7 separate regions of the Homo sapiens genome follow, and regions 1, 2, 4, 5, 6 and 7 are each linked to region 3. Evidence: chromatin loops called from intact Hi-C (ENCODE). Cell type or tissue: PC-9. All regions are shown on one strand.

Region 1 (4,000 bases), 660 kb after region 3:
CTGCAATACCTACCGAGCTGGATGGTGCTGAGGCCTTACAACCCCCTTCCAGCTCCTCTCCTCCATAAAACTGCCTTATTCTGTGTCCTGTTCTGCCAGAGTCAAAACCTATGGGGTAGTATAAGGCATACATGAGGTAATAACCCCCAGTCAACTGTAGAATTTATGATCTAAATGGAGACACTTTTGAGGATGAAAGGTAGTGCTATGGTAATAATAATTACTCTAGGATCACAGGCAGAAACGATGTCTCCTGGGCAAATGGGAGACAGTGTGAACTTTGATCACAATATATATATCTCCACAATCTACAATCCACATATCTGATTGAGAAACATTAAAAGAGGAATTTCAGAATGGAGTAGATTGGTGGAGTAGATAGTTTTACTGCTCAATATGGAACACTCCTGGCCTAGAGAGTGCTTGAAATCCCACCATTAAAGGTGGCATTGTGATTGCAGGAATTCCTTACAATAAGAAGAGGTAATGTATGACCTATTAAAAAGCAGTTGGCTTTTTTAGGTTTAGCCTATTAGTTTTGCACAGGGCCCTGGGGTAATAAAACCAGGGACAGGTTTGTTTTTTTTTTTTTTTTCAGGATTTTGCTCTTTTTGCCCAGGCTGGAGTGCAATGGTGCAATCTCGGCTCACTTGCAACCTCCACCTCCTGGGTTCAAGTGATTCTCATGCCTCAGCCTCCTGAGTAACTGGGATTATAGGCACGCACCACCATGCCTGTCTAATTTTGTATTTTTAGTAGAGACGGGGTTTCACCATGTTGGCCAGGCTTGTCTCGAATTCCTGACCTTAGATGATCTGCCTGCCTCAGCCTCCCAAAGTATTGGGATTACAGGCCTGAGCAACTGTGCCTGGCCAACAGGTTTTTTTTGTTTGTTTGTTTTTTGATGCAACCATTGCCAGGGAAGAGAGGTGCTTGTGGTGGGAGATGCCAGCACAGGGGCTGCACAAGAGCATGGAGACAAATGAGGTTGACTTGACATTTGGCCAAGCTGGCATTGCCAAACTGCATCTTTTTCCAGAATAAAATACACCCCTCTCTGTGGCCCTAGGATTTTTGTGCGAGCCTGTTCCCTTGGGAGGATCCTAAATGGAGTCCCAAGCTCCTTCTTCTGGAGCCGTTGTGACTTGGTCAAACTTGTCCTCTTTCAGGGAGTGCCCACTCTGAGCACAGGACACAGATCCCAGCTCTTGGCAGGTCATTGTCACTGGAGTTTTGGCTCCCAGGGCCCCAGCCATGTAGTGCCCAAGGGCCACCATTCTTAGCTTTTCTGCCTTCAAGCGCTCATGATGGATGAGGATCAAGAGGAGGCCAAAGAATCACAGAGCAGGAGGGTCCTCTGTGGTTTTTCTGTGCAAACAAGAGGCGCTGTCATATCCTCCTCTTCAAGCAGGGGGCTATTAGACTACTTGATTATCTCCAGTGGTGGGGATCGTCCTATCTCCTGTATCTTCTGAATTACCTTTTCAAAAGAAGGTACTAACCTTTAAAAAGATCCTTCTTAAAACTGAGCTGAGATAGGCTTCCTTTAACATCCTATAATATGCCTCTTGATTATATTAATGATGATGGAAAAACAGCTGCCATTTACTGCATTTCCATCTTCATATGCTGTTCTAGGTAATATTTCCCTGAATCCTCTCAAAAAGCCCATGGAGGTGTCATTATCCCATTGGACAGATGAGGCAGTGGGGATTCAGACAGCTTAAGCCACTCGCCAGAGGTTCCGTAGCTCGGAGTATTGGAGCCAGGGTTGGAACACAGGTCTTTCGGATCTCCAAGCCCTTGCTTTGTACTGACTTTCTGTGAATCAGCCCTGTTTGCTGTGTGACCTTGAGGAAGTCACTTAATGTCTCAGGATATCAGTTCCTTTATCTATGTGTGACTTTGAGACATTAGAGCTCGATGTTCTCAAAGAACCTTTCTGGATTGAAAAAATGTTCATCGACATTCTGCATGCAAAAGGCCTGTTGAAGAGTTAAATAATGCTATTGGCGCCACCTTCTGGCCACTTGATCCTTGACCATTAGGAATGTGATGAAATGATAATTAGTTGGACTCCTGTAGAAAAGGGAAGGTAGTCTATTTAATTTTATTCCTCTTCTGCTTAATGAGAGATGAAGCACAAACCTCTTTTTTGTCCATCCTGTGTGGTTTCAAATCATTATGAATATACTGTATTATTATCAGCCTGGTGCCTGGGCAGTCCCTGAACGTGGTGTCCGTTTTTCTTTCTCTTTTTTTAAATGCACTCAATTTGCATTTTTGTAACTCGCTCCCTTTTCCCTAAAATCCCCAATTCTGGCATACTAGCTTCCAGTTATTGAAGGTTTGGATTAACGAGAACTCCAGTTAGTAAAATTTTGCTGTGCAATTCACACGATGGGAAAGGACTTCTCAAAGTTGTTTGGTCCTAATCCTGGTCCCTCCCCTGGAGGTCTGGCCCTCTGAACACTGACCTTGTGTGCGGATGTTCTGGAGGATGAAGTACAGGTACTCGCCGCAGAGGCCAGCTGCCTCGACGAACTCCTCCTGTGTCATGCTGCACAGCTGCAGGCCACTGATGTTGAAGTTGCAGAAGGAGATGCAATTGGTGTCCAACTTGTACTGGTCGCAGCAGAACTGGAGCCACTCCCACACATGGCGCTTAGTCCAGTATTCAGGGTGGACTGATGTCCAGTATGAGTCACAGGCTGCACCAAAGGAGAAAGAAGTGAGGGACAACAGTCCCAAGACAGCCTTCGAGAGGGCCCCTGAAGGATGCATCAGTTAAGTAACATCCTCATTCCTCAGCCAATAAGTTGAAAGGGCCTCCAGCCCTGGGTGTTCTGCAGAGCCCAGGTCACCTTCTATTCTGCAGAGAAAACCAGAGGGACTGGATCCTACAGATGAACTTTGGCATCATAGAGGGAATGACAGGGGCAAGAAAGAACCAGTCTTGGTGCTGATGCTCAAAAAAAAAGGCATTTAGTGGAGAAAGAAAGAAAACAGCCCTTCAGTTATTTGATTCCAGATAACATGATATCAAAAGCACAAACTCAGCTGTTTGACAAGCTGGGTTGAAATTCTGATTCTACCACTTTCCGCTTGGCAAGGTCTGTGGACATTGAAGTCTCAGTTTCCTCATCTGTAAAATGGGGATAATATGCTCAATGCCCAGGACTATTATGGAGTTTGGGGTTAATGTATGTAGAATGGCACACAGAAACTTACCAACCAATTCAATAGTTACTAAATGCCTACCGTGTGTCAGAAACCATTTGAAGCTGGTTTTGATTCCCTATGCTTTAAAGGGCAGCTGCCCAATGCTGGCTATTTGTTTCTGCACAGTTACTGGCAATCTTGTGCCAAGAACCTTGGGTTATTAGACATTGCCCAGAGTCTGACAGTCCTTGCGTCACCATAGTAGGCACCTCCAGAGGAAGGTGGTCATGGGAGAGTTGGTTGTATTGTTGTTCTTGTGTTTTTGGTGGTGTTCAGAGTAATTTCTATCCTGAGATCAGAGCCCCCACTCCTTTAGAGGAGTCGTGTACATGCCTAGACAGTTGTGAGTGCCATCTGTCTGGGAGGCTGGCATGTGGCTTTGCCTGGCCCAGGGGTAGAGATTTGGTGTTCAACAGTTCTGTCCTTCTGTTCTTAGGAGAAATGGAAAGTGGGGTGGACATAAGGTATGGAAGAGGTGCTGTATTAGGTACTTGGTCAGGCTCTTTGACATAAACAATTATTGTATCTGCCATGGAAAACATTCATTCATTTATTCATTTCATTCAATAAATAAAAGCTTTAGTTTCCTTACTGGTAAAATTGGAATAATTACAGCACCTGTATCATAGTGCTGTTCTGCAGATTAAATGACTTAATATACATAAAAGTACCTGGAACAGAGCCTGGAGGATTTAAATGCTATTACAAACATTATTATTGAATATCTACTATGTGTGCAGCCACACGTTGTATGTTAAGGATTCATGGTGGACAGGTT
Region 2 (4,000 bases), 110 kb before region 3:
AAAAATATTTTCTTTCTATTCTTATTTTATAAGCTTTTTTATTTAAAAAAATTTTTAAAAACTTTTCTTGTTTTTGTTAAAAATGAAGACACAAGCACACACATTAGCCTAGTCCTACATAGGGTCTGGATCATCAGTATCACTGTTTTCCACCTCTTCATCTTGTCCCACTGGAAGGTCTTAGGGGTAAGAATACTCATGGGGCTGTCCTGTCCTAGGAGAGCAATGCCTTCTTCTGGAATACCTCCTGAAGGACCTGCCTGCTGAGGCTGTTTTTTTTTTTTTTTTTCTTTTGTAGAGACAGAGTCTTGTTCTGTCACCCAGGCTAGAGTACAATGGCACGACCTTGGCTCACTGCAACCTCTGCCTCCTGGGTTCAAGCAATTCTTCTGCCTCAGCCTCCCGAGAGGCTGTTTTATAGTTAATTTTTTTAGTAAGTAGAAGGACTACATGCTAACATGATAAAAAATATAGTAAATACACAAACCAGTAACACATTTATTATAAAATATTATATACTGTATATAATTATCAAAATATCAAGTATTATATATTGTGTTATATTTTAGTTTTGTAATAAACTACCAAACTGTCATCCACAGTAGCTATACTGGTTTGCATTCCCACTAGGAATGAATCAAAGTTCCCACTGCTGCTGGGCGTGGTAGCTCACGCCTGTAATCCCAGCACTTTGGGAGGCCGAGGCAGGCAGATCACTTGAGGCCAGGAGTTTGAGATGAGCCTGGGCAAAATAGTGAAACCCCGTCTCTACTAAAAATACAAAAATTAGCTGGGCATGGTGGCTTATGCCTGTAATCCCAATTACTCAGGAGGCTGAGGCATGAGAATCACTTGAACCCTGGAGGCAGAGGTTGCAGTGAGCCAAGATTGCACCACTGCCCTCTAGCCTAGGTGACAGAGCAAGACCTTGTCTCAAAAAAGAAAAAAAAAACCAGAAAAACAAAGTTCCCATTGTTCCACATCCTCACCAGCATCTGGAGTTGTCAGAGTTTTGGAGTTTGGCCATTTTAATAGGTGTGTCTCATTTTTGTTTACATTAACCATTTATAAGAAATTTTGGGATTTAAGAGCTGGAAAAAGATCTTGGCTTTGACCTCCTTTCCTCTCCTCCCTACCTCTGCTGTCCAACACATACATTTCATAAATGAAAAACAGAGGTGGAGAGAGCTAGCTGGTGGCAGGACAGAAGTCAGAGCTCTAATTGCTGCTGTAATATTCATTCAACACATAGTAATTGCCCTTATCGTCTCATTTGGAAACTATACTTAGTTTAATTATACTTAGTAGTGAGGAGTCCAAGAGACACAGTTGATCAAGCTAAAGAGCCAAGTCTTCTGTGCTCGTACATAATGACCATGTTCTCGCTAGGGGCCTTACTACGCTTCCTACATTAACAGTGAATGAATATGGTCTTCCAGTGGGGGCAGAGGGACTGGTGCCCTACAGAATCAAGAGCTCTGAATGGAAGGTTTGGAGTTTTAGCTGCAATCCAGCTAAACTATATCAAATTTATCAAATCCAGCTAAATATATCAAAATTATCAGATGCCCCTGTTTTTTTAGACAGGGTAACTATAATTTGTCTTTAGTTATTGAGGGATTTCTCCTTTCTGGGGAAGTTAATCATCTTTATCTCAGGTTTTTCTGAACATGTGGGTGTCCCAAGGCTTTTCTGAGTTTACCTGACATGTTCACCATTTCTTGATGTTGACACTGGGGGGAGCTGGTGTAGAAGGTCTAAGAGTACAAATAACCTTGTGGAGTGTTTTTATTATTAATCTCTTAGAAATCTAAGCCTGAGGGTTTTACCTTGGACACTAAGAACATTCTGAAACTGCCATTCCTCGCTGGCATCATTTGCACACATCGATTCTATCCAGAACCACACCCCAGCAAGAACAGAGGGCATGTCTTTGCTGGTTTCTTTCCTCTGTCTACCACTTCCTAAACTCTATTTTAACAGGGTGATGGAGGTGAATATTCTGTAGTCTAACAAATTTGGAAAATGCAGACTGGACAGGACTTGTGCATGTTAGCATTGCCCATCCCCAAATTCATGAGCACCTTGCTCTGAGGCTACCGAGCCCTGGCACCTGCTGTTGCCCCTCCCAGGCACACCCTTCCCTTCTTAGCCCTCTTACCTCCTACGTGTCCTTTGAGCTCAGCTTGAGTCTCCTCAGGACTCTGAATATACCAGATACCCCATGGAATGAGACAGAGGCATATATAATGACATTTAGGACAGCCAAACAGGCCTTTGTCATAATTTTAATTGTATGTGTCCTTTCTTTATCTTTGCATCCCTAGCTCCTAACCCTCTGCTGGGCACACAGTAGGTTCTCCAAGGTCTGGGAGGCAGCACAGGGCTGCTGTAAAAGAGCACAAGCTTTGGAATCAGATGGACTTCCATGTTCAATTCCTGAGTCGGTTACTTAACCATAATTTCTTGCTTAATCTGAACCTCCATTTCCACATTTATCAAATGGAAATAAAAGATCACCCTTAGAAGTGCAAAACATTAAATTTAAAATGTATGAAGAAAGTGCTTAGCCCAATACACACCTGACGCTAATAAATGGTAGCTATTACTTGATGCAAGCCTAATGAGGATTACAGTGGCACAATTTTTTTCCCAGGCACTTATTACCCCATTACATTTAGGAGACAGACAGGGGAGGCTCTTACCAGCTTTGGTAATGAGACACGCATCAAAATCAGATGAACAATTGACGGCTGTTTTGCAGTCAGCAGTTGGGTTAGGACAGTTGTAGCACTGCAGGCTATGACCTAGAATCAGGAAGAAAGTCAGGATCTCTTAAAGCAGCACTGACTTGTCCCCTGGCAGCCCACCATCTCCATTAATATGGGCCCAAAGTCAGCAACTTGTGGTATACTTCCACTCCCGCACAAATGTATAGCAGTTATATCTTTCCAAATTCAAACTACAGTTCCAGCAACATTTTTTGGACCCTGATGCAAGCACAAAGGAAATATCCACATTTGAATATCCATCTAACTGTGCAATTGAGAAGCTTCCTCCTAACCTGCAACTGGAAGGAGATTAGTCTGCAATGTAATGATGTGTTAAGAAGAAATTACCGAGAAACAAACAGAATTCTATAAGTGTCTTCCAAGCAATGAATATGCCCAATTAAATCACATCCTCGTGGGTTGATGATCAATGTCTGGCAATACCTATCTGCGTGAAAATACATTTTCAAAATGAAATATGTAAAATGTCATCACAGATTAGTATTAATAGATGAACATCTGCAATTGATTTGATGCGAGGGAACACTAATTTTGAACCCCAATTAAGCAAATGGTTATCCCCCTAAAAAGAATTCTATTCCCCTCATTAGTAGATGTGTATTATTATGCTGGACTCAATAATTATGTTATGAATTTTGTCAATAAAAAAATCTGTGAAAATTTTGTTTCTTATTATTGAGGTAAGTCTCATAATACCCTTGATTTTGCCTCTTGGTCTGCAAAGCTTAAAATATTTACTATCTGGGCCAGGCGCAGTGGCTCACGCCTGTAATCCCAGCACTTAGGGAAGCCGAGGAGGGTGGATCACCTGAGGTCAGGAGTTTGACACCAGCCTGGCCAACATAGCGAAACCCCATCTCTACTAAAAATAAAAAAATTAGCCAGGCATGGTGGTGCACACCTATAATCCCAGCTACTTGGGAGGCTGAGGCAGGAGAATCGCTTGAACCCAGGAGGCAGAGGTTGCAGTGAGCCACAATTGCACCACTGCACTCCAGCTTGGGTGACAGAGCAAAACTCTGTTTAAAAAAAAAAAAAAATTGCTATCTGGTCCTGTACAGAAAAAGTTTGGTAACCTCTGGGACAGGGTATCATTACTGAACTACCCCCTTCTAAGGGACTGACCGAATGCCAGGAGTACACACTGTCAAAGACAAGACAACAGCTGTGCACTTTAAACCCATGGGCATAGGACAGCTGGGTACCAG
Region 3 (4,000 bases):
AATTTTTTGAAAGTTCCCCAATTCACATTGGAGCCACATTCAACATGCTTTATAGGTGTTGAAACAATCTCAGAGGGGCTGACTGACTGGGTCTGTCTGACTCTAAAGTTCTTTCTGTTGCAACTTGCTGCCTCCCCAAGTGAGACAATGGGAAGCTGAGCTCTAAGTTGTGGGGTTTCCACAATCATCATGAAATACCAACCAAATATATGTATATATGCATATATAATGGTGTATGATATATATTGCATGATGAAAAGATGACTTTTTTTTTTTTTAAAGCTAAAAGTCCCTGAATAAATCTTACAGGGAAATTTTAAGAGTTCAGTGAAAAAATTAGTGTTTGTAAAATGCTTAACACAGAGCTTGGTCCACAGAAAGTGCTCAATAAAAGGAGCTGCTATATACTATTATTAATAACTATTATTAATCCTCCTCATCATCATTGTCAAAACAAGGCTCGCAGACTTAAACTGCACATATGTTATAAGAAAAGGTGCTAAAACCCGAATCCTGGACTATTAGCTACATATGCTACTATCTTTCAACTAAACTGTACGGCTCTTACTGGGTAAATGTAGCCAAGTAAAACATGGTCTTCTGATTAGTGTAGGTAATATGTTCATTTTAAGATAGCGTCAAATCCATGATCAGTCTCCGTGCAGAGAACAAGCCCTCTCTGCGTTGCATTTGGGAAGGGGCCTCCCTTGCTGTTCTGCGGGGCTGGCTGGATCTTGTTCTCCTCTCCGAGTTGGAGGACCCCATTCCTGAGCAGCCGCTGGACGAAACCCGGCCCTGGGATCCCGCGAGGTCCCCGGGAGGCGCCTCAAAAGCCAGCCTGGAGCCCCGCAGCGGGGCGGAGGAGAATTTTGGGCCCGGGCTTGGGTCCCCGTACCCCGGGCATCACCTAATATCACCACCCCTCTCCCCGGGTCCCCACAAAGGCATCAAGCCAGGCCCCTCGTCACTGCCTCCACTGCGCCCTCCTGTCCCTCCTCCTTTCCTCGCCTTCGCGCGGGACGAAGTGGCCGGCGATGTCCCGAAAGCGGGGCGTCGGTGCCTCCCCCTCGGCGCCCCAGCTCGGCTCGCGGTGACCCTGCAGCCCAGGGCCGCAGCCAGGGACTCCCCACACCGAGCCTCCAAAGAGCCAGGCTTCGAAAGCTGCCCGTCCCTGTCAGCGCGGCAGGCGGTCCCGGAGCCAGGTCCCAGCGCCTCCCAAGGCGGGGGGAGGGGGCGGCCCCCACACCTGGACCCGCGGACACCTGGGCGGAACCCCAAGCCGCAGCGATAGAACGGCCCTTTGGAAATCAGATTACCTGGATCCTGGTTTTCTCCGCATTCATTTCCCTTCTTGTTCCCGAGTTCCACCAAGAGGAATTGAGTTCTGCCCCTTTCAGCGGCGCAACTGGGTTAACTGGGGAGCTCTGGACCCTATGATCTCGGCATCTTCATGGCCATGCTTATAACCCATGTTGCTTTGAGTTTACATGTCATCTTGGCATTTGCTAAGGTCCTATTCGAACTTTTCAGTCTTGAGGCAGACTCCTTAGAAGGAGTTAAGAGAATAGCAAGGGTAAGCAGTGCCCCTGTGTGGCCAAAATGGTGGTGGCAGGAAAACCAATGAGAAAACACAAAGGCAAATCCACGAATATGAGGGTCAGCTCTAGGTTTGGCCTCCCCTTTACAAGTTTCTTCTGCACTTTCCACTCCAGAAAGCCTGGCTTTGATTTTGTTTTGGACATGGCAATTTATACTCACTTTTTATCCGGTTATTCTCTCACTTCATGTGGATTGGAGCCCCAGATGTGCCCAGTCTCAGATTCGAGTCTGTCCTAGCCATAGAACACCAGTTCCCTCAAGGAGAGAGGTGGAGTCAAGATCAGGACCAACAGGACATCAGAGTTCAGGGCTGTCTGATGAATTCAAGGAGATTCTTATTTAATCCATTTTCCATAGGAAACATCGACTCCTGGAAGAAGTTGGTGTGGGCTGCCTGGGAAAGGAGGTTTAGCATCATATGTGGGCTGGTGGTGGTGTGCTCTGGCTAACTTAACATCAAGGGATAGGGAGGTTCTGTCCTCAGACCCAACTGAGTTCCCATCATCCCCCACACCATGCCACCCATCAGTGAGTACAACCTGTAGGGATGCCCTGGAGGCCAAACTTCCCCTAAGTGCTGGGCTTTCAGCTTCTCTTCCCAGAACATCAGACTGACTTAGCTTTGGAATAACTTGGAATTGCAGACTGAGCATTCTGAGAATTCTGGTGATGTTGCAGGGTAACCTGAAATGGGCTGCCCTCCAGTGGGGTTATTGGGCAGAGTAAGGGTCAGGATGGAAGTCTGCCACTTTAGCTGAGGCCAATTTATTATTCATTTATTTATTTATTTAGAGACAAATTCTCGCTCTGTCACCCAGGCTGGAGTGCAGTGGTGCGATCTCAGGTCACTGCAACTTCCACCCACCAGGCTCAAGTGTTCTCATACCTCAGTCTCCCGAGTGGCTGGGACTACAGGCATGCACCACCACGCCTGGCTAATTTTTGTATTTTTAGTAGAGACAGTGTTTTGCCATGTTGGACAGGCTGGTCATGAACTCCTGGCCTCAAATGATCCACCAGCCTCAGCCTCCCAATGTGCTGGGCTTACAGGCATGAGCCACCGCACCCAGCCAAGAAATTTAAGTACATTTTCCTTCTATTTATATTTTGTAAGGGGCAGAACCAGGATTTGGACCCAGGTGTCTAACTCTGGAAGCTAAAAGCTTTCCATTATAACAAGTTGCCTCACCTGAGCCCGACTTAAAATCAGGTGATCTCAGCTATACTGGACTCCAACAGGAGTCATTGCTATTTTCTTGCTGTTGTATTTTATTCAAGTTTAGAAAAAGAAATAGCCAAAAAGCTCAGGCAAGGAGCAGACAAGACACAAAGAACTCTGAGTTCTGCCTGGGGAAGGAGCAGGGGACATGAGTCACCTTCCCCTCTAGACACAGTACTGCAATAGGATAATCCTCTCCCAACTTCCAAATAGAAGTGGCCAAATTTAGTGGCAGGAGGAGCTAGGGGCAATGTGATTGCGACTCCCACCTCTATCCAGAGAACTGGCCCTAAAGCATCTCACCTGCTGTTTCACCGAGAGGCTCGTGGTCTCCAGCATCACCCAAGAGCTTCTTAGTAATACAGAATCTTAGGCCCCACACCCAACCCACTGAATCAGAATGTGCATTTTAACAAGATCCCCAGGTGATCCTCATGTACATTACAGTTGGAGAAGTGCCTAGAACTTGACCCTTCACCTCGTTATAACTCAGTAACTTCACTTGTGAATCAGGCACAATAGCACCTGCTTGACTCACCACTCCTGGCTGTATGAGGATCAGAGAGGACAATGTAGGAAGTTAGAGGCAGAGGTGTTCAGGAAGTTATCTCTCGTGCCCCCTCTACCTTCTCCACTGCCATGGAAGCCTAATCTCTCTCTCAGAGGGAGAAGACTAGCAGGTGGCTCTTCTCTGGAAGAGCAGAGGAAATCAGGGACCCTCAACAGCCCATCCTCCATGGCCCCTGGGGGAATCTCTGAAGATTCTAGCTTTTCAACTGAAAGTTAGGCTGTAATTGACACTGTGTAATCCAGTAGACGGAATTTTGCAGAAATAAATATGAAGCTTATATTTGGGTTTTTAAAAAATCAAATTAGGCTGGGTGCTGTGGCTCACGCCTATAATCCCAGCCCTTTGGGAGGCCGAGGCAGGTGGATCACCTGAGGTCAGGAGTTTGAAACCAGCCTGGCGAACGTGGAAAAACCCCATCTTTACTAAAAATACAAAAATTAGCCAGGCATAGTGGTGCATACCTGTAATCCCAACTACTCAGGAGGCTGAGACAGGAGAATCTCTTGAACTTGGGAGGCAGAGGGTGCAGTGAGCAGAGATCGCACCACTGCACTCCCGCCTGGGTGACAGGGCAAGACTCTGTCTCAAAAAAAAAAAAATCAAATTATATA
Region 4 (4,000 bases), 140 kb before region 3:
CTATTGCTTGTGATCCAAGAAGCCCATTGCCAGTCACTCTCTTTACTCAAGTAAGTCAGTTTGAGTGGCCTGTTTCCCCCCAAAACCAAAGAGCACCTGGAATAGGTGATACTTCAGCTTTGCATCATAGATTTTCTGGATTCCTATTGTCGATTGAAATTACAGCTGTTTCACCAGAAATAACTTGATAAATGTTTATTGGAAGCCAAATGTGAGGATCGACCCAGGAAGACACACCAACAAAGCTGGGAGTGTCCTAGAGTCTGTTACAAGTTAGAAAGCTTTTATGGGAAGGTTTAGAAGAGGGGAGGAGGACTCTTCATACAAAGAGTTGTCTTTTTGTTATTGGAAGGTATAATAGAGAGATTAGTCACTGGCTACAGATGACAACCTACAGGCTAAAATGTCTACGGGCAAGACAGCAAAGTTTCATGATTCAGAAACAAATCAGCAAAACTTCATGATTCAGAAGCAAATCAGCATCCTTTTCCATGTCAGGCATGCATTAACCACTATGTCAACAGTTTAAGGAAATCACGATAAGATTCCTTACTCAGAAACAGGATGTCCTCATGAATCACAAAACTTCTGCTAGGTGGGAAGTCTGACAAATGCAAGTTATTACTATTTAGTCACTTTCATGGCAGCTCGGCACAGATATGTTCTCGGATATGCTCATGCGCTGGTGTGGACAGAATGACAGGATTGGGTGGTGACCATCCACCCTTCCTTTTGGGGACTGCCTACAGAGAGGCCATGCCCTTGGCCTTGTCTGTTGGGTGTGGGCCATGTGATACTGCCTGGGAGGAATGTGGTTGGCTCCCTCTAGAAAACAAACCCCTCTTCCCCAAACTGCTTCCCAGCCATATTCACCCCCTTTGTCGCTGCTTATGGGGCTGAGCTCCAGGGCCTGCGCATTGAATGCTTCTCCCTCCCTGTGGACTGGGCCTCCCTCCAGCTCACATCTCGTGGCCACCACCACTTCCAGCACCAGTGACTCAACAATGAGGGCTGTGTACTACACAAACAGGAAAATAATATTAAAATGATTCCCAGTTTGGGGCAGTTTCACATCTGTCATTTTTTGTTGTTGTCCCCACTCCCAGCCCCCATCCTGTGAAAGCAGCGTCTCCATTTGCCTGATGTGGAAAGAGGCTGTGAGAGGCTGGGTAACTTTCCCAAGGTCGCAGATCTGGTTAATGTCAGAATCAGGACAGAGTTCAAAGGAAAAGGCCAATATTCCCTGAGGCACCAACAAGGTATTTACCTCCAGTGAGAACAAAAGCCGTAAAGCAGTAATTAAATGTCTCTTCCTTCTGTTCCCAGCTGACTTCCACTGAACCCTGCCTGACCGCTTTGGCACAGAGGGTGGGCACAGGTGACTTGGATAAGGTAGCAGGAGGTCTTCCCATCACACTTGAAGTCTATATTTCTCTCAGGAGTAATAAGCTTATGATGAAAGGATCATGATATAAAGAGCTGGTTATCTGTTCTATCAGGTTTCATGCTTCATCTTGCCCAAACAGTCAGCACTGCAGAAGGCCTTCAGCCTCCATCTACAGGCCTCTACCTCAGCTTTCCCTCTACCCTAGTTTCTTGAAAGTAAAGATCGCTAATTGATCTGACTGGCCAGAGTCCAGGACAATTCCTTTGACCCCACTTTCCCAGTGGATAGGTTTACTACATCTTAAAGGTCAGGACATGGGGGCCAGGTGCAGTGGCTCACACCTGTAATCCTAGTGCTTTGGGACGTCAAGGCAGGAGGATTGCTTGAGCCCAGAAGTACAAAACCAGCCTGGTGGTGAGACAAAGTGAGACCCCCACCTCTACAAAAGAATTTAAAAATTAGCCAAAGACTTGGGAGGCTGAGGTGGGAAGATCACTTGAGCCCAGGAGTTCGAGACTGCAATGAGCTAAGATCACACCACTGCACTCCAGCCTGGGCGACAGAACAAGACTCTGTCTCTAAAAAGCATTAAAAAGAAAAAATAAAGTCAGCACGTTGGGCTTTCCTTCTTCCCTGAGTTCATGCAATAGTCAGACCCAGGACAAGCCTGCCTCCACGGACGGGTGAATCAGGCTCTTGTCTGCCTCTTTCCTGTCTGGCACTGAGTGGGCAAATCAAGCCAGAGGAAGCAGCGAGCTTCATTTATACCATCATCCCAGCTTTGAATGCTCCAAAACAGCTTTCCTTCTAGCTCAGCCACAAATAAAGCGGGGCTTTTGTTTTTCATGTCGCTGGTGGCGTGCTGGTAAACTCTTTTCAACCAGCTCTTCTCAGTGGAGGTCCGAGGGAGCCAACCCTGATTTGTACATTTGCCAATTTCCTTGTTGTAAATACACTCCCCGTGGCCAGTTTAAAAAAACCCCACATGACATCATTCAGAAGATATGCACATTAGCACACCATTATGTAGTATTTCGACCACACAGACACAACAGGCATAAATGAGCTCAGGAGTACAGATGATAGAGAACTGTAGCAAAATAATTAGGAAGTGATGAATTGTGAATATTTGTTACCTTCGTCTTAAATATGATTTAATTAAAAGTTGATATGGTTAAATTTTTAATAATGGTTGTATTTAATAACCAGCTCATAACATTCCTGAAAATTTGGCAATTAGTTCTCGTGAGCCCATAGAAACTGGCTCCGGCACACCACTGCATTTATCTATTATTCCTTGCATGTGGTGTTCTCTCAATCAAGCTCTCTATTGCTTTCCTCTGCCAAGCGCCCTTTTCTTTGAGGAACAGCCTCTTTTGTTTCATTTTGTTCTGAGGGGCTGTCAATTACATGACAATTACATCCCACCAACCGACGGTAACAGGACCTGTGCCCAAAGTTAGTCCAAGCCATGGGGTGACTGGGGAGGTGGCAGGCCTGAGTGTGGGCATTTCTGGGACCTTGGCTGTAATACTACCAAACTATCAACCCCATTCTCTCTTGCCAAGTTGTGGGAAGCAACCTAGCCAACACCAAAACCACCCCCTACCAGTATTTACATGTATTGGAAGACCTGACCTCACTGTGCTCCCCATCTGTCTCTTGCAGGGGCTCCCTCCCTGCAGGGGCTCCCCCTCAGCAGGGTCACTGTGGGCTACCTGTGGCCCTAGACAAGGGTCACACTTATGAAGGACCCTTTCCACACAGCCCTGTCTGTTCTCAGGTTCTGGCAACCACTCCCTCCTCTCACACCTACCCGCCTAGGGTTAGCAACAGCTCGGTGGGTGATAATCCGCATTCCCTGCCTGCACCTTTGTAAACACTCTGTCTTAGTCCATTCAGACTGATATAACAAAATACCATAGACGGGGTGGTGTCTAAACAATAGAAATTTCTCATAGTTCTGGATGCTGGGAAGTCCGAGATCAATATGCCAGCAGATTCGGTGGCTGGTAAGAGCCAGCTTCCTAGTTCATAGAAGGTAGGAGTGGTGAATAAGCTTGCTGGGCCTCTTTTATAAAGGCACTAATCTCATTCCACCCTCCACCCTCATAACCTAATCACCTCTCAAACATCCCACCTCCTAATACTATTGCACAGGGGATTAGGTTTCAACATATGAATTTTGGAAGGACACAAACATTCAGTTTATAGCATAATCCCTTTATTAAACGCTCTTCAAATTAGCCAATTTGGGTGTTCCACGCATTTCCTGCAGGAACCTGGTGGACCTCCCTCTGTACTCCCCACACTGCTCTGTTCATTATGCTCACAGGAGGCTTTGTGGGCCCAGCGGACCAGAACACAAGCTCTGGAGTCAGCCCTGAGTTTGAATTCTACCTCTCCTATTTACTAGCTGCAATACCAGACTCACATTACTTTACCTCTTTGTGCCTCCATGTTAGTCACCTGTAAAATGAGGACAGCAGTCCCCACCTCGAAAGGTCATTATAAGGATGGAGTGAGATGGTCCATGTAAAAAACCTAATATAATATGTGATACCTACAAACTGCCAGTAAGTGTTGATGACTTTTATTACATTGCTTTTTAAA
Region 5 (4,000 bases), 1.5 Mb before region 3:
TCTACAAGGGAATGATTAGGAGAAACTTTAATTCATTGTTTCATAACAATATGTGCATTCATTTAATTTTAACAGAACAGCAATTTTTGTTTCAGTTAACTTAATATTTTAAATAATGGAGCCAAAGGTGCCTGGCTTTTTGAAGTGTCTGAAAGGAAGCGTTAAATTGTTGTTTTTAACTTGGAGGCTGTTGATCTAAGGGATCTCCTTTTCTTTACGTCTGAGTCACATCAAGTAAACTACAGCTGAAATGCCTACTGGAGCCAATACCCAGTAGGTCATCTTGGGAAGGCTGGAGACCTGGAATCAGCCAACATTGGTTAAAGAGTTCTATGTGCCAAGCATGGCACATCCTATATCTTCTATAAGCCTTACAATAACCCCAAGGGGGAGCACAGGTGGTTATATGGAGTTTCCAGAGTCACCGAACTAATACATATGAATTAGGGGTCCAAGCTTAGTATCCATTTCTATTTATTTTTTTTCTATTTTTAGACGGAGTCTTGCTCTGTCGCCAGTTTGGAGTGCGATGGTGCAATCTCAGCGCACTGCAACCTCTGCCTCCCAGGTTCAAGTGATTCTCCTGCCTCAGCTTCCCAAGTAGCTGGGATTACAGGCACCCACCACCACGTCCAACTAATTTTTGTATTTTTAATAGAGACAGGGTTTCACCATATTGGCCGGGCTGGTCTTGAACTCCTGACCTCGTGATCTGCCCACTTCAGCCTCCCAAAGTGCTAGGATTACCTCACCTCATTTAATCCTCACCCTATGTTGTTCTTATTCCCATTTTGCAGATGTAAAAAAAAAACAAAAACAAAAAACAAGGCTTAGAAAGGATATGTAACGTGCCCATGGCCACACCGGGAAGCCATCTGACTGCAGGGACTTCCTTCAGTCATTCTCCTACACCTACCCAAAAAGCAAATTGGGCCACACCCTCACCATTTCATGAGTGGTACGATGCTTTGAAGTTATGAGCTCCCATAAACTTGTGAATAATGCTGACTGCCCAGGCAAGTGCTGGATGAATTTTGTGACATGTAAGGACACAAATAAGTGGAATTCCAAGGCCTCCAACTGAGAACATTCAACACACACAGAGCTCACAAGGACACCAGCAAATGATGCATACAAACTACAGTTGAATGATTTTTCACAAGGGGAAAGAATGGTATGATCGGAACTGGCCAGAGCTTATCATAAGAAGCTAAACTCTCAGAGGATATGATTGAAATAAAAAATCTATCTGTTTTTACCCTGTCGATGCCAAATGCTGAATTTCCCCTCCCTCCTGGCTTGGGAGATGAAGTCAGTGGATCTTCTTTCTGCCTCACTGGCTTTTCAACATGCAACTTGATAGCTTCTGGAAACAAACCAATGAATACAAGATCATCAAAGTGTGTTATTTTAATTAAAGGAGGGTCCTATGTGGTGGGGTGGGGCGAGGGGGCAGTAAGTCTGTTAGTGGCCAACCCAAGTAGCAGCTGAGAATCTAGTTAGCATGGTCTCTGTCTCACCAATCCCTCCTTCTGGTTCTGCTGCCACATCCCGGCCCCTGACTGGGCCCAGTTCTGCTCTGAACCCACAGCAAACTGGGTGAACCCACAGCAAACTGGGTCAGCCCACCTAGAACATCACATGTGACATTTTCCAGATATGCCTCGAAAAATGCAAAGTTTGTGCTTCAAAGCAGCCATCACTGCAAACACTAAAAGACAGGCTTGCAATGTAATAGGGCTTTGAAAAAGAAAAAGAAGAGGAAAAAAAAGAATGAAAGTCTGGGCTGCCAAAAAAATTAATTGGCATTGTTGTAAAATTGTATTGCACAGCGAGAATACAAATATTATTCATGTTAAGGAAAGGGTTGACCTAAGATGTGATTTATAGGCACTTCAAATGCAGTACAGGAAGTAAACGGAAAAATTAGGGTGCGAGGTCACTGAGTAGGCAAGAGTCAACTTAAGGGTAAAGTTAAAAACTTGAGGAAGGGAGCACACAGTTCATCTTGCCATATTAAATTAAGATCTGTCTTCACTTTGAAGAAATGGAAAAAGTCAAATATTGAGGTGGGTATGTTACTAAAGGCGTTTTCTTATCAACAAGCGAGAAAGTAGGAATACTTTTATAAGGGATGAGGAATGCCGAAGGGATGTTTCATAAGGAAAATAAAGAGGCAGGTTGATGCAATCCATGAATCAACTGTGTTATCAGTAATGTGAACAAACAACAGTTACAAGTTAAAGGGCTTTAGAGGCACTGCACTGAGCAAAAGCAAGGAATCCAAACTGAATTTTGTTTTTAGGGATGTGTTGTTTCATTTTTTTAATTAAAATAGTCTAAATTGGACCGGACAGTTCTCAAGCTTATCAATGGCCAGGAAGAGGCGATTGAGACAGAAAGGGATGTTCGGCTGTGAATTCACGGATTCACGAACACAGGATTCAGCTCTCTCTAAGTCATCCTGCTCTCTGGCTGTTCTGTTTCAACCCAGTTTGCATTAAAAGTTCTCTTCCTACCCGCACCCCGCACAGGGAATATGAATGTTTCCCAAAGAACCACTAGAGGGCAGAGCTTTGTGATGTTTTGAAATTAAAAATTGCTCAACCAGCCCAGGAGTCATCGCAGCCACCACCAGGAGTCATCACAAGAAAGACGGTGACTGTATCCCCTAGGCCAACGTCCACATAAAGCGCAACAGCCAAGAACTCTGTCATCCTCTTAGGCGAAGGAAACCAAGGCTATGGCAGCCAGGGGCACAATCACTGCCTGACAAAGGGCAGCCCAGAGTGGGGTCCTCCATGCAGAAAGGGATCAAGAGAAGCAGAGGCTATGAGACATGGAATCAGCCCCAGCACCCGCCCCTGGGGAGGGGCTTCCCCTAGGTAGACAGGGCTCACTCCCTTCACATACCTGAGGCTGCTTCTCCTGCAATCTTTCCCACCTTCTCCACACCCCTGATGTTCCTTTTACTGTGGTTCATCTGCATATAAAAATGTTGGGTGAGAAAGGACAGGAAATCAGGACCATCAACTCCGTGGCAAAAGCATCCCTCCTGTGTGGCCCGCATTTAGAACTCCCAGTGTCCTCTGTCATCTGTAGGGCTGTTGGCCTGCAGCCGCCAGAGTCACGGTTGCAGGCAGCATCCTGGCGGCTGCAGTGGTGCAGAGAAAATGTGGCTGGGAGAAATCTGAGTGGGCCCCTCGGCATCAGTCCTGGGCTGCCTCCTTTGGCTCCCACAAAACCTAATCCCTCTGGCCTCTAAGAGCATTCTCATGCTGGAAAATTAGGGAGTGTGTTCCTGGGGCCCTGAGTCCTTTCACTGTCCCTGGCCCTGCCTGGGGACCTTGACCTCCAGGGCCATTGCTAATTACCAACCATCACCCATCCCTGCAGTAAGGGTCCTCATTAACCCAAGTCCTCCCAGCGTGTCTAGCAGAGAGAAATCTGATCTCAGCTAAGGGTGTGGGAAGGGGCAATGGGAATTTTCTCCTTTCTTTTAAACTTGGAGTTAGAGTTTTAGGCCACCTATGATTAAAATGTTCATCGAGGCCAGACACAGTGGCTCACGCCTGTAATCCTAGCACTTTGGGAGGCCAAGGCAGGCAGATAATGAGATCAGGAGTTCAAGACCAGCCTGACCAATATGGTGAAACCCCGTCTCTACTAAAAATACAAAAATTAGCCGGGCATGGTGGCAGGCACCTGTAGTCCCAGCTACTTGGGAGGCTGAGGCAGGAGAATCGCTTGAATCTGGGAGGTGGAGGTTGCAATGAGCCAAGATGGCGCCACTGCACTCCAGCCTGGGCGACAGAGCGAGACTCCGTCTCAAAAAAAAAAAGTTCATCCAGGCAGCCTCTGATGAACTGCTCTAAGCCTGTTTCCTAACCTGTTAAAAGGAGAGAGTAGGATTAAGTCTCTGATGAATCACTAAGAGGCTGGACTGAGATAATGAGGTAGTCTTTGTAAAGCCCTGAGTGCCGGTTACTTTTCAGTCTGC
Region 6 (4,000 bases), 1.1 Mb before region 3:
TACCTGCTCCCTAAAAACCTATTGAAAAAAACAAAAACAAAAACTTTAACAGCGCCCCTTTCTGGGTCTTCCGATTGTCATAAAGCTTTCTACCTATTTGTACCTCAGCAGTGTAGACAAGCCCTTAATGCTCTAACAGAACACCATGGGAGTCATCAGGGTCTAATTGTTTATTACAGTCTTCCCTTAGACCTAGTGGCAAAAGCCAGCTCCTTATCAAGGGCAGTATTAGCAGCTGTCAAACTAGTAGAGGCTTCTACTAATGTGGTTTAAGGATTTATTTAGACTTCATGATACCTCATGCTGCGCAATCCTTGTTATTTACTAAAAACACATTTCTCAGCAAGCAGGTTCACCTCCTATGAACTTTTATTACTTTCTCCCCCACACATTTCCACCCAGTGCTATAATACCTGAAAGTCTACTAACAGGAAGACAAATACCACATGATCTCACTTATATATGGGACCTAAAAAAGTCAAACTTATACAAGTTGAGAGTAGAATAGTGGTTACAAGAAGCTAGGGAGGTGGAGGCCTGGGGTGGAGGGAAGGGAGATGTTGATCAAGGGTACAAAGTTCCAGTTAGATGGAAAGAATAAGTTTGAGATCTACTGCACAGCATGTAGTAAGCATAGTTAATAATAATGTATATTTCAAAATTGGTAAAAGTAGATTTTAAATATTCTCACTATAAAAAAATAAGCATTGAAGTGATGGATATGTTAATTAGTTTGATATAACCATTCCACAACATATACATACACAGGTGTATCAAAACATCACATTGTAGCCCATATATACAATATTTATTTTTCAATTAAAATAAAGATCTAAATAAAAAATAAGAGGCATGAAAACTGAAAAAGAAAAACTCATTGCTTATTTCTCTTTAATTTTTAATTTGCACAAACTATACAATAATACTATTTGACAATTGCCCCCTAAAATTGCCAATAAGTCTGTCATATAATCTTACCTAAGCTTACATATATGTACATGTATATACTAATTTACTTTTTATGTTATTCATTATAAATATGTATATATACACTTCATTTTATATATAGCATATATAAATGCTTGAATAGAAACAGGTTAAAATGCTTTTATATCTTAATGAAAAAATATACTAATGTAGTAAAGAGATGGGGATTGAACAGAGCACCTACCAAACTTTCTTTCAAGAAATATTTTGATAATCAATAACTTCCTATATAAAGTATATCTCTTTGATCTCTATTTCTAATAAGTGTTACTCATAGACAAGTTTAACAAAAAGCCTGGTATTGTTTTTCCATTACCCAAAGAAAGGAAAATCCATGACGACTCAGTCTCTGTCTAAGCAATAACTGTGCTTCAGACAGATTTATTAGAAACTCCCCCCGGATTAAATTTACATGTAATCTTGTTTGTTGATAGGTCATTTTTTGAAAGTGAAATGGAAAAAATATCAGGCAGGATATATTGCAACAGTCTCAACTGACCCCTAAATCATGACTCCTTACCAGAGGTTAAACCAGCCCAGATGACAGAACTTATTCTATTCAGCAAAGCTTGCCAGTTGCCAAGACATTAGAGAGTTAACATTAATAGCAGCTATGCCTTTGGTGTTGTCCATGATTTTGGAATACTGTAAAAATAATTATGGTTTCCGATCTCAGTAGGAATCCCAATTTCAAGTAGTCAACCATTTTAAGTGTTCTAATGCTTCCTTAGGGGATGGTTATCATAAAGCCACACTGAAAGGGATAACGTTAAGGCTAGAGGAAATACCCTAGCTAATCTTTATGACATACAGTCCCGGCCCCCATGATATCCAAAAAGCCAAATCTTTGAAGAAGTTTAAAAAGCCTATTTTGGAATGCCTACAACTGGCTCCAGAGTCTGAAGAAAAAATGTGATAATAAATTACAAAAAGAAAATCTCTTTCAGGACACTTTCAGGACAGACACTTGGTGGCACCAGAGGACCTCAATGGAACTTTGTAAAAATTTTATAGGAAATTACCCCTCAGAGCAAGGACAAACTGAACATTATATTCAATCAGCATTGGTGGTGAAATTTTACTAAAATTGCTGAGGATGTCTCTGGTGTACAGCTGTCATTAGCACTGTCTTGGTAAAACTGTTATCCTTGTAAATCCAAGCCTTAGGGTCCCTATAAACACTTTCAAATGGATTTCCTAAAATTAACCCCTAGAACAGGTTCTGAGTATGTTCATCATTGCTTCCATCTTTTCAGGATGAACTAAAACTTCTTGCCAGAGAGCTACAGTTCTGTGAGTAGAAAAACAAATTACTTGATTTTGTGTTTCCAACCTGAGGATCTATCTCCAGGGACAGGGTTACTCATTTTACTGGGACTGTCATTACAGAACTTTGCAAAACCTTGTCATTTATTTAGAAATTCATTGCCCCCATCATCCTCAAACTTGAAGAAAAGTAGAGAGGACTAATGGCACACTGTATCTGACACTCTTAAACTTCCATGACCAAGAAGGTTACCTCTAACTCATAACACCATGAAGTCCATACTCCCCTATATTCATTGGCTTTTACCATATAAACTTGTTAAGAGTTTGCCCTATGAAGTTGGCTACTTCTCCCCTGATTTTGGACATTTCTTTACTTCAGACAAATGTGGCAAAACACTCCAAGGGACTAATGTAATCTGTTTCAGAGTCTTATCACAAACAGATAACAGTTGCTTTTCTTCTATATGACCAAAAGCTCAGAGGTAATGTCTTCTAGAAATGACCTCAGAAAGAAAAAACAAATATCCTGAAACCATGTTGGAAATAATCCTACCAAGAACTGCCAGCACAGTAGCTAACCCCTGGGGAATAGATCCTTGAATTCATGTCTCCCAGATGAACAGACACTAGGTTTCACTAATACATGGAATGCCATTCCATCAAGAAATTTAAATCTAAGGAGTCTTGAGAAAGCTTCAGAAGCAGACATATTCAGAAAGAAACAGCTACCATTCAAGAGGTATGGATCAAGACAGCCTCTACCCAAGACCTACAGAGTCTGTTTTTATATGGCCTGTGAGCCAGGAATGGTTTTTATATTTTTAATGGGTTAAAAAGAAAAATAAAAAAATAACATTTCAAATCACCTGAATATTGTATAAAATATAAATCTTAGTGTCCATAACATTTTATAGGAACATAGACACACTGATTCATGTAAGTACTGTCCATGGCTGCTTTTACACTATAACAAAGTTGAATGGTTGTGACAGAGACCATACTGTCCACAAAGTCTGAAATATTTACTACGTGGCTCTTTACAAAAAAAGCTTGCTAACACCCTACCTAGATAATCAGAGCTAAAGATTGCAATGCTTTTATTTGCAGGCTTTTGTTCTTTATTTTCTGAGGTACTTTCTTTCCCCTTTCTTAATCCAGCCCCTTAAGTGAGTAAAAACATATTATTTATTAACCATGATGGTTTCAAAGGTCCTTATCCTTAATATTGCTCCCTACATTCTTGGCCACTCTATGGTGTGAGTCCAATTACTAATGGAAATTTTTGATTTGGGGATGGCCTCTGTTCTCTTGGTTTAATATAGGTATTCCTAGCTGCTGGCTTTAAAGTGATCTACAAGTTCTGATAACAAACTTTTCTTTAGTGTTTTTCCACGTTGGTGTGTTCAGAAGTGTAACTTCTGGAATCTTAAGTACTGTTGCATAGCCACTGTCCTATAAAGTGATCCAACAAATTATGATCCAACAAAAGGAAAAACTGATACACACGCACACACACACACACACACACACCACCAGAAACCACCTACATGCCATCATGACTCTTCATCAAGCAGCATAAATCTTGATTGATCACATCCTAAATAATAATAGTTTATTTTATTTTCCAGCTCAGGTTGAAGAAGCAAAAGGGGACTGAGAACTAAAACCACCTGCATCAATATAACAGAGATATTCAGAGTAAGAACTGAGAATACCTGTGTCAACACAACTTAGTTTTTTGTTC
Region 7 (4,000 bases), 470 kb before region 3:
ATTGTTCATTTGTCCTAATTGGCTCATCTCTATTTTCTGTAAAGTAGAGGCTGGTTCTAATGCCTTAATTCGGTGTTCATGTGCAAAGGTAATTATAGGAGTTGCGTCATTGTGTCACGTCAGGTTGTTCACTATCAGGGATGACAGTTAAAGAGTGATGACTGGCAAATCTCTCCACTGTCATTGGTGGGGTGATACTTTGAAAGTATCAATAACATTTTACTCGGTGTTTTTAGCATCCATTAATGATTGCTGTCTGAATCTATTACACTGGGGATTGCAAAAATAGTGATTTTCAACTCTATGATTCCTTCTCTTAAATACATTCATGACCTGGCATCTTTCTGTAAAAACAGGCTTTCTCCCTGTACACAAGCTCTCTCGCTCTCTGTTTTTCTGTCATCACTATGGGTTCATGGATTTTGCTTTATTCAGTAGGTTAAAGTGACCAATTATCTTCAAGACCCCTGAATCTTTTTGACATCACCACATTTGTCTGAATGTTCCCTTGCTTTCTGGCCCAAAAGAATGTCTTGGGCTCACCTTGTACCTTTTCTGCCTCAGATCTGAAATCAGCCATTTCAACAAAAAGCCCAGGTTTCAAAGAACTCAGAGTAATTTTTACAGGTCAGGCACAAAACTAATCCCTTTGTCTTGTACTACTTCCCAGTCATGGATGTCATGGGTGTTTAATCGTGGTGTCATGATTCGTTTTTGCTCTTCTCTTAGTTTAGCTTTAATCCCATGTCTCCATTACTTAAGGGTATGTCTGATTCCTATTTTTGCAGAGATGTGGCTTGCCCAGCAACTACTGCACACTCCATGGATCTTACTGATCTTGAGTCCCTCTTAGCCTAGCACACTGATTGCAGATGGTAATTCCGAAGGCAGGATGAACAGGGAGATGAATGAGTGACTATTTTAGAGGGCATGCTTGGGAGAAGTAATGTAGTAAATGCAGCATTTACTACTCTTTCTCTAGTATTTAGCACTTGTGCCCAGTGAATGTTGAATCAATGTGGGCCCTAGGGTTTGAGGACATTATTTAGAAAATCTTGGTAATATTTGTATTCTCAATGATGATGATGAACTTGAACCAGGTGCTGAGGTGAGAGCAGGAACTGTGCTGCAGCATCGCCACAGTTCCCTTATCCCTTGTTTCATCACTTTCATTATATTTCTTGCCTTGCCCACCTGCTCTTTGCACTAACTGTAAGCTCTAAAGACAAAGGCCATTTTAATCCTGCAGACTCTGTTTCTTTGACATTTGCTATGTACCTGGCCACAGTCAGCACTAAAACATTTGTTAAATAGATGAATGAAATCAATAAACATCTGTTGAATGCAATTTAGGAGGCCCATATTTCATTATCTGCTTTGCTGCTACTATAGGTAGTATGATTTTGAGCAAGTTTGGGCTTCAGTGTACTCATTGGCAAATTGAGAGAGCCTGGGGTTGCAAACTTAAAAGCAGCAAGGGCTGGGCAGATGCCATAAGTAGATGAAGCAGACTGAGTGGGGACTGGCCGAGTGGAGAGTCAAAGCCCCACCCAAAGTAATCAGGAAACACAAGTAGGATGGCAGACCAAATGTGCACCAATGTCTACTTTTTGGAGAAAACACAGAAATATGCATGTCAGATATTGGCAACTAATTCAAAAGTTTTTTAAAAAAATTATTTTAGACATGGTGTATACCAAACACAAGTTGTCTTCAGGCCAGAGCTGGTCTGTGGGTAGGCAGTTTGCAAGATTAGTTATTTTGAGTTTATTTTCAGTTTGACGTTTAGTAATGCCGTTCAATATAGTATTGCTATGTTGTATTATGGCCAGCAGGGGGGGAAGTTTCCTAATAAATTTTTTTTTAAGTTTGGTCTCATAATAACTTTAAAGAAAATAGCAAAGCAGAAATATGAGCAGTGTAGGCTATGTCGGAGTGTCTAATTTTGTAATTTTTATTGTTAGAGACGATGTTTCTGTCTCTCTGTCACTTAGGTTGGAGGGCAGTGGCATAATCATAGCTCACTGTAGCCTCAAACTCATGGGCTCAAGTGATCCTCCCACTTCGGCCTCCCAAATTGCTGGGATTACAGGCATAAGCCACCACACTTGGCTCAGTTTTTCTTTTTCTTTCTTTCTTTCTTTTTCTTTCTTTCTTTCTCTCTCTCTCTCTCTTTCCTTCCTTCCTTTCTTTCTTTCTTTCTTTCTTTCTTTCTTTCTTTCTTTCTTTTTCTTTCTTTCTTTCTTTCTTTCTTTCTTTCTTTCTTTCTTTCTTTCTTTCTTTCGTCTTCCTTCCTTCCTTCCTTTCCTTTTTTTCTTTTTTCTTTTTTCTTTGAGACGGAATCTCGCTCTGTCGCCCAGGCTGGAGTGCAGTGGTGTGATCTCGGCTCACTGCAACCTCCGCCTCCTGGGTTCATGCCATTCTCCTGCCTCAGCCTCCCGAGTAGCTGGGACTACAGGCGCCCGCCACCACGCCCGGCTAATTTTTTTGTATTTTTAGTAGAGACGGGGTTTCACCGTGTTAGCCAGGGTGGTCTCGATCTCCTGACCTCTTGATCCGCCCGTCTCAGCCTCCCAAAGTGCTGGGATTACAGGCGTGAGCCACAGTGCCCGGCCGGCTCTGTTTCTAATTTTTATATATTTTGAAAAAGTGAGAAAGGATTTCAACCGTCCATGAATTCTTAAATTACTACTTAGACTGACTGGTTTATCAAGGAATCAAAGGAAGACATCCATTCATCCATTCGTTTCTCTGCTGTCAGGTAGACCTGCGATGTAGTACGAAAACGTGTAGATCATTTTATCTCCAGCAAAGGAAATAAAACTTAGAGGATTTGGCAGCTGGAAGTGGAAGGAAAAGATAAGAGGAAAAGAGTAACAGACATTCAACACCTACATTGTACCAGAGCCTTTTATGTGGCTTATTCTCACAACAACCCCTTCTTGTGACAAATCCTTCTTTATTTTTTTTATTTTGCAGAAAAAGAAAAGGCTTAGAGAAGCTCAGTAGTTTACTTAAGATAACACAGAAAGAGGCCGGGCGATGTGTCTCATGCCTGTAATCCTAGCACTGCAATTTGGGAAGCCGAGGCAGGTGGATCACCTGAGGTCAGGAGTTCGAGACCAGCTTGACCAACATGGTGAAACTTCGTCCCTACTAAAAAACACAAAAAATCAGCTGGGCATAGTGGCACGTGCCTGTAATCCCAGCTACTTGGGAGGCTGAGGCAGGAGAATCACTTGAACCTGGGAGGTGGAGGTTGCAGTAAGCCGAGATCGTGCCACTGCACTCCAGCCTGAGCGACAGAGTGAGACTCCAAACAAAACAAAACAAAGCAAATCAAAACAAAACAAAGATAACACAGAAAGAAGCAATGGTGAAATTCCAGTCCCTGTTTGACTCTACAGCTGTGAAAGTCCCACCTAATTACATTCTCTAAAATGCAGTGCTGGCAAATGTTCACCAACTAGCTGGGTGGGTAAGGGGGTATTCATATGTATTTATATAAATTTGTTATAAATTACATGAATATAAAGAATGGTAGCACATAATTTATAAATGATAATAAAGTATACAACAGTCTTTATTATAAATTCCATATGGCCAACTGGTTCTCATAGAATGCTTTTGTTGAGTTTTACCAGACATATAAGTATACTTATAAGTATAGACTTAAGTAAAACCTTAAGTTGGCTGTAGACATACTAAGAGTATATAGATAGACATATAGTATAGTATAGTATAGTATAGTATAGTATAGTATAGTACAGTATATCTATTTATATACTTACAGCCAGCCTAAGGTTATAATTCTTCCAACTTAAGGTTATAATTCTACCATGATTTGACAAAATCAGGCTATGAATAAATGCTTGATTACTACCTGATTTAGCCAAGAAGTTGCTCATGGTATTGATCAACAAGTATACTTTTGATGTCAGTGTTTGTTATTGTTTTCTTTTACATTTAAGACCAAAAGGAAACAACAAAGACGTATGTT

Evidence for each region. A loop is a pair of places that touch in the nucleus more often than their neighbours do. Peaks named below come from ENCODE experiments on the same cell type or tissue, not always from the same donor. Only the 100,000 strongest peaks of a DNase experiment are listed, where the experiment ranks them.
Region 1: a loop joins it to region 3, with 5 times the contacts of the local background. A loop is called at or near these places in 4 of 110 quality-filtered maps.
Region 2: a loop joins it to region 3, with 5 times the contacts of the local background. A loop is called at or near these places in 16 of 110 quality-filtered maps.
Region 4: it touches region 3 in a loop (7-fold over the local background); 12 of 110 quality-filtered maps call a loop at or near these places.
Region 5: a loop joins it to region 3, with 17 times the contacts of the local background. A loop is called at or near these places in 2 of 110 quality-filtered maps.
Region 6: it touches region 3 in a loop (20-fold over the local background); 2 of 110 quality-filtered maps call a loop at or near these places.
Region 7: it touches region 3 in a loop (12-fold over the local background); 60 of 110 quality-filtered maps call a loop at or near these places.

Annotation. Positions count from the first base shown.
Region 1 is chr11:34,491,002-34,495,001 of GRCh38, forward strand. ELF5 (E74 like ETS transcription factor 5) reads right to left here. Exons shown (of 7, transcript NM_001422.4): 3 at 2,478-2,711. Among named protein-coding and RNA genes, the nearest start is that of ELF5, 21 kb to the right of the region's middle. In PC-9, CTCF peaks have their summits at 2,016 (motif pointing left) and 2,219; no DNase peak of the experiment used is centred here.
Region 2 is chr11:33,714,665-33,718,664 of GRCh38, forward strand. CD59 (CD59 molecule (CD59 blood group)) reads right to left here. Exons shown (of 4, transcript NM_000611.6): 3 at 2,706-2,807. Among named protein-coding and RNA genes, the nearest start is that of C11orf91, 16 kb to the left of the region's middle. In PC-9, a CTCF peak has its summit at 1,755 (motif pointing right); a DNase peak (open chromatin) is centred at 1,787; H3K27ac peaks cover 796 bases.
Region 3 is chr11:33,828,130-33,832,129 of GRCh38, forward strand. No RefSeq gene overlaps it. Among named protein-coding and RNA genes, the nearest start is that of LINC02721, 7.8 kb to the left of the region's middle. RefSeq lists a silencer at 1,568-1,657. In PC-9, a CTCF peak has its summit at 1,569; DNase peaks (open chromatin) are centred at 1,572 and 3,332; H3K4me3 peaks cover 748 bases; H3K27ac peaks cover 1,367 bases.
Region 4 is chr11:33,690,011-33,694,010 of GRCh38, forward strand. No RefSeq gene overlaps it. Among named protein-coding and RNA genes, the nearest start is that of C11orf91, 8.8 kb to the right of the region's middle. RefSeq lists an enhancer at 117-1,316. In PC-9, a CTCF peak has its summit at 1,811; DNase peaks (open chromatin) are centred at 561, 1,261 and 2,311; H3K4me3 peaks cover 1,917 bases; H3K27ac peaks cover 4,000 bases.
Region 5 is chr11:32,310,488-32,314,487 of GRCh38, forward strand. No RefSeq gene overlaps it. Among named protein-coding and RNA genes, the nearest start is that of WT1-AS, 120 kb to the right of the region's middle. In PC-9, CTCF peaks have their summits at 2,498 and 2,707; DNase peaks (open chromatin) are centred at 2,084 and 2,654; H3K4me3 peaks cover 948 bases; H3K27ac peaks cover 2,118 bases.
Region 6 is chr11:32,711,736-32,715,735 of GRCh38, forward strand. All of the region lies in intron 3 of CCDC73 (coiled-coil domain containing 73), which reads right to left. Among named protein-coding and RNA genes, the nearest start is that of CCDC73, 81 kb to the right of the region's middle. In PC-9, CTCF peaks have their summits at 1,954 (motif pointing right) and 2,153; no DNase peak of the experiment used is centred here.
Region 7 is chr11:33,360,717-33,364,716 of GRCh38, forward strand. No RefSeq gene overlaps it. Among named protein-coding and RNA genes, the nearest start is that of KIAA1549L, 13 kb to the right of the region's middle. In PC-9, CTCF peaks have their summits at 1,822 (motif pointing right) and 2,025; a DNase peak (open chromatin) is centred at 1,825.